2 separate regions of the Homo sapiens genome follow, and region 1 is linked to region 2. Evidence: chromatin loops called from intact Hi-C (ENCODE). Cell type or tissue: heart right ventricle. All regions are shown on one strand. Links, peaks and the distances in the headings refer to the core of each region. The heading gives the core; the rest is flanking DNA.

Region 1 (2,912 bases), core at 275-2,774, 120 kb after region 2:
GAGAGGAGCGGAGCTGGGGCCTCCAGGCCACTTGGGCTTCCCCTCCTCCCTCTGCCAAGGCCTGCAGAAGCCGGGCTAGCCAGGGCCCGATAGGAAGAGGGAATTGGGAGAGAAGCCTGATTCTGCCAGAACCTGTCACGGGGCCTGTATGGCTCAGTACAGGCATCTGCTGAATGAGAAACCTTTTCAAAACAACGATCACAGCAGGCCTCTTGCACAAAACCCTCCCAGGGCTCCCCAGGGCTCCTAGGACACCCCATCTGCGGCTTCAACTCACTGCCACTTCTCCAGCTCCCCATTACCCCCGAGCTGCACTTTCCCACATCAGGGTCTTCGCGCGTGCTGTTCCCTCCTCCCTGAACATTGGTCCGTGTCCCTCCCTTCTTCCCCCAGTTCACAGCCTTGTGCTTGAGGTCACAGCTGTCAGTCAGTTTCCCAGGAAAGCCTTACTGGATCTCGCTGATGGGTCCTGTCAGCTTCTTTTTTTCCCCAGTCCAGTAGATTTCCTTTCCTTAGAATGTAGTTTCCCAAACTGCCTTGAAAATAGAGTCATGTGAAATATATATGTTTTAAAAATACAGATTGCTTGACCCTTTCCTATCCCTAGAGTCAGAAGCTCGGAGAGAGGGAGATGGGTGATGTTGAACCACCACCACGGGCTGGCAGCAGAGGGACGCCCCTACCCTAGGTTCTAAGCGCCAGGAAGTGGGCACCACCATTTCTTTATCGTTGCAACCCCACCTCCAGCACAGTGTCTGGCATGGGATCTGGCTCAAGACATTTTTATTAAGTGGATGGATGGCTATAGAATGAATGAAATTAGTCACAGTAACTAACTGTGATTCAATTCTGAGCATACTGTACTTCTTACCCGGCCTACGCAAGACTAGCCCACAAGAAGAATGCCAAGGTGGATGATGTGGGCGCTGGGAATCAGAGCTGAGAGAGAGTGAACAGGATGTTAATAAAACCCAAATGGGGTCCAGGATTGAGGCGAGTATGGGAAGAGGACACAAGTACCCACCCTGATGTAGCTGGACCCACCTCCTGCTGGGAGGGCATCTCTCCCCAAAGTCAGGTGGAGGCAGAGAATCGGTTACACCTGTTGGGGAACTGATGACCCAGACAGGACAGGGTAACAATGACAGCAATGAAGATGTGCCTTTTGGGCATCGGGATATTGCTAGGCAACTGCTTTGAGCATTTTGCACTTCAGGTCATGCATTCTAGTAGCTGCACCTGCTCCCTTGCTCCCTCTCCCTCTCCAGATCCTGCCATGCACCGCTTTCCTCTCTTTTCCCTCCCCTTCCAGTTCCTCCAAGTGTTAAACTTGGAATTGAAGTATTCCTTTCACCACGGTATGTCCTGGATTTCAAACAGCTCCTCTCTCCCTGCCAATCTCTCCATCGGAGCCCCTCTCCGTCTGTATTTGTTAATTTCAGGTTCTGTGAACATCGCCTCTGCTCTGGAGGTCAGGTGTGGTGGTGGGGCTCCTCCATCTGCTGTGAGAGTGTAGGGGTGAAGGGAGGAGGGACTGGGGGTAGCAGAAGGAGCCAGCCTCTTTCCCCAGCTCTCCTGCCTCTTGGCTTCCTACCCTGCAGCCAGGCCAGCACCCACAAGAGGCTGCAGCCTGCATTTCAGGATTTCTAGCTTGGCAGGGCGCCTGAGGGGGCAGGAAATGGAAAGAGAGGGCGGGAGGAGCCACAGGCTTTCCCAGTGCCCTGCCCAGGCTGGGATGAACAGTATCTTTGAGATCAAAAACCAACTGGCCCACACCCTGCAGAGCTGGCCTTGTCCCTGCCCCTTGATGGGAGGGGAGGGCTGAATCTGCAAAGTAGGAGGAGTGGGAGGTAGGGGCGCTAGGGAGTGGGTGGCCCCTGCTGTCACTGGGCCCAGGGGTTACTGTCAGGCCCCACCCCCGGGAGACAGAAAGGAGGCATTTCAGAGCTGGGTGGGCTGTGCTGACACTGAACGCTTGTTTGTCTGCCGCCCACACTCTCTGGGAATCGCCTGTGTGGCCAGGCACCCCAGGCGGAGGTTGCCGCTAACAGGAGGCCTGTGCCCATCGGCTCCCCCTCCCCAGAGGGGCAGCTCTGAGAGTGCCCCAAAGGACAAGGGACTGGGATTCTCAGTGGTGACCTTTGGGGCAGGACAGGGAGAGACCAGGGTAAGCCAGAGCCCTGGACTTTGCCAGGCCTCGTGAACAAAGCACCCAAAAAGTTTTAATAAAAGGCTCTGAAGACTCTGCCAACCTCCACCTCCGCCCCCCCCAGGAGAGTGTGGCCAACTGGGTGACTTGAGGGTGAAGGGTGAGAGCGTTGGACAGGCCAGGACTCGCTCCTGCTGCTGCGGGCTCCCTGGAGCAGGCGTCCCGGGAAATCAAAAATCCTCAGCCCACTCCTGAGTGCATTTCACAGAAGCAGTCTGAGCTCTGCCCTTCCTTTCTTGAAGACTGGCCTCCAGCTCACATGGGGCCCAGAAAGGAGCCCCCAGCTCCCCGGAAATCCTGGATCCAGGATTTCACAAGACAGCGAGCATTAGGGCTCCACAGAGCATTTGCTGAAGTTCTTTTTTTTTTTTTTTTTCTCAAAATGTGCGCCTTGGCTGGGATTCCCTGGGGGCAGAGAGGTGAGATGTGTTCACAGCCAGGAGGTCACAGCCCTCCTGACTCAGGTAGGGTGGAACAGACTGGGTAGGTGGCATCTTGGATTCTGACTTTGCTCTCTTAATCTATGGTCTTATTTACGGCTGGCTTCATGGACATTCACCTGTACAATCACACAGAAGTGCCATCTTAAAATTCCTTGTAATATTGAACAAGGAACTCTGTGTTTTCATTTTGCGCTGAGCCCTGAAAATTATGTAGCCGATCCTGGTCTTAAAACACAAGGGGCCGGGTGCAGTGGCTCACA
Region 2 (2,912 bases), core at 126-2,625:
TCTGCCAGGAAAGGCCACTGCCTGTCTCTCGCCTATCTGGCTGTGGCCCAGTCCTCTGTGACAGGCCAAGTCTCAGCAGCATCTCCCCATGGAGGCCATTCCTGGCCTGCGGAACTGAACACACTGCGTTCCAGAAGTCTGAGCACGGTTTTCCATTCTAACAACTTCCGAAGTATGAATGCCATAAACTTAACAAAAATTAGCATTTGAAATTTTGTGTAATTTTCCTTTACACTTACTTAGTTCTGTGATTTTGAAAGACTAGATTTTAAATTTAAATTTAAATTTTTTTATTTCAGTTCCTCTGACTGAAGATGGTGAATAATGACTAAAAATGAAAGTTAAATTTACAAAGCTAAGTAAGTGCCAAGGATTTAAATAGACTTCAAAATAATTTTAAAAATAAATTAGTAAAACTATAGAGTCCGAAGATCAGGGTTGCTAGGAGTTCAGCGGGTGGGAGGGGATAAGGGGTAAACGGGAGCCCAGGGAACTTTTAGGGCAGGGAAGCTGCTCTGTGTGACTATGTAATGGTGGATGCATGTCATTATGCATTCGTCAAATCCCATAGAACGTACGACACCAAGAGTGAGGCCTAATATAAACCATGGGCTTTATTTAATAATAATGTGTCAATATTGGTTCATCAACTGTGACAAATGTACCACACTAATGCAAGATGTTAAAAATGGGGGAAACTGGGCAGGCGTGGTGCCTCATGCCTGTAATCTCAGCGCTTTGGGAGGCCGAGGTGGGTGGATCACCTGAGGTCATGAGTTTGAGACCGGCCTGGCAAACATGGTGAAACCCTGTATCTACTAAAAATATAAAAATTAGCCGGATGTGGTGGTGTGCGCCTGTAGTTCCAGCTACTCGGAAGGCTGCAAGGCAGGAAAATCGCTTGAGCCTGGCAGGCGATCTCACCACTGCCCTCCAGCCTGGGCAACACAGCGAGAATCTGCCTTACCAAAAAAAAAAAAAAGATTAGTGGATGAAACAAGACTAAAACCTGGTTACAGCGGCTAAAAATTTCAGCCAGACAGGGGCACTTTAAATATTCAAACAAGGTCAGCGAGCACCCTTAGAAAACACAGGAAGTGCCTGCGGTTCCTTAGTTATACCAGCAGGTGGAGCTCTCCCCCCACCTATGATCAAGGTACTCAGGCAATGGAAACAAAATTAAGTTTAGGTGTAGAAAATTTTCTGCTTCTTCCCTGGGATCCGGCAAATATAACAAGGGGCTATATACACACCAGGTGTTCAACACATAATTGAGTCGAAAAACAAGGCTCAGATGCATTATATAGAGAGAAACTGGAAAGGACGTGGATCCTTGAATGCCAGGTGTTCGCATTCAGGCTCCCTGTCTCAGTTTCCGTCTCTGAAAAATGTCAACAATAATATTCAAGGAATTATTGTTGGGAAGATTAAACAAGTTAATGAGTAAAACAGTTTTTTAGAGTGTCTGGCACTTTCAAGCCCTATATAGGTGTTAGTAATTATCAGTTTATTTCTTTTTTTAATGAGACAGAGTTTCGCTTTGTCTCCCAGGCTGGAGTGCAGTGGCACAATCTCGGCTCGCTGCAACCTCCGCCTCCCAGGTTCAAGCGATTCTCCTTCCTCAGCCTCCTGAGTAGCTGGGATTACAGGTGCCTGGCACCACGCCCGGCTAATTTTTGTATTTTTAGTAGAGACGGAGTTTCGCCGTGTTGGCCAGGCTGGTCTCGAATTCCTGACATCAGGTGATCCATCCGCCTTGGCCTCCCAAAGTGCTGGGATTACAGCCGTGAGCCACCACTCCCGGCCGGTTTATTTCTTAAGCTGCTTTGTTGAGGTATACCTGATATACAACAAACTGCACATATTGTAAGTATACAATTGCCAAGTTTTGACATATGTATGTACCCAAAGGTTTCCTTGTGGTCCGCTCTTGTTCTTTAGCAATCACTGACCTGTTTTCTTTCACTGTAGATTAGTTTGGATTTTCTAGAATTTTATATAAATGTAATCATACAGCATGCACGCTTTTTAATTCAGCTTCTTTCACTCAGCATATTTATTTTCGTTTCATCCACATTGTTGCGTGTATGAAGCTCGTTTCCTCTGGTTGCTATGTGGTATTCCATTGTATGATTATACTAGTTTATCTGTTAATGGACATTTGGCTGTTTCCAGTTTTGGGGTGTTACAAATAAAGCTGCCGTGAGCATTTTTGTGCAGGTCTTCATAGTGACGTGTATCTTCATTTCTCTTGCTTAAATACCTAGGAGTGGAATGGTAGATGTGCATTTAACTTTTAAGCAACTACGAGGCCGGCACGGTGGCTCATGCTTGTAATCCCAGCACTTTGGAGGCCAAGGCGGGTGGATCACGAGGTCAGGAGATCGAGACCATCCTGGCTAACTCAGTGAAACCCCCATATCTACTAAAAATACAAAAAATGAGCCGGGCATGGTGGCCTGTAGTCCCAGCTACTCGGGAGGCTGAGGTGGGAGAATCGCTTGAACCCAGGAGGCTGAGCTTGCAGTGAGCCGAGATCGCACCACTGCACTCCAGCCTGGGCAATGGAGCGAGACTCTGTCTCAAAAAAAAAAAAAAAAAAAGAAACTACGAAACTGTTTTCCATAGTGATTATGCATATTCACCTGCAGGATATGAGACTTTTAACTGCTCCATATTCTTGCCAGCAGTGGGTACAGACAACCTTGGATTTTAAATATTTCAATAGATGCATAGGTTACAGACAACCTTGGATTTTAAATATTTCAATAGATGCATACTGCTGTATTATTGTAGTTTTAATCTGCATTATTTTAATGACTGTGTTAAACATCTTTTCCTATTTATTTATTTATTTATTTATTTATTTTGAGACAGAGTCTCACTCTGTCCCAGGCTGGAGTGCAGTGGCC

Evidence for each region. Hi-C counts contacts between places; a loop is a spot of excess contacts. Peaks named below come from ENCODE experiments on the same cell type or tissue, not always from the same donor. Only the 100,000 strongest peaks of a DNase experiment are listed, where the experiment ranks them.
Region 1: it touches region 2 in a loop (3.0-fold over the local background); 6 of 110 quality-filtered maps call a loop at or near these places.

Annotation. Positions count from the first base shown.
Region 1 is chr16:10,616,189-10,619,100 of GRCh38, reverse strand. No RefSeq gene overlaps it. Among named protein-coding and RNA genes, the nearest start is that of EMP2, 37 kb to the right of the region's middle. In heart right ventricle, for the core only: a CTCF peak has its summit at 1,628; DNase peaks (open chromatin) are centred at 1,670 and 2,270; H3K27ac peaks cover 2,297 bases.
Region 2 is chr16:10,735,464-10,738,375 of GRCh38, reverse strand. No RefSeq gene overlaps it. Among named protein-coding and RNA genes, the nearest start is that of NUBP1, 6.9 kb to the left of the region's middle. RefSeq lists an enhancer at 619-668. In heart right ventricle, for the core only: CTCF peaks have their summits at 919 and 1,121 (motif pointing right); DNase peaks (open chromatin) are centred at 1,105 and 1,695; H3K27ac peaks cover 1,056 bases.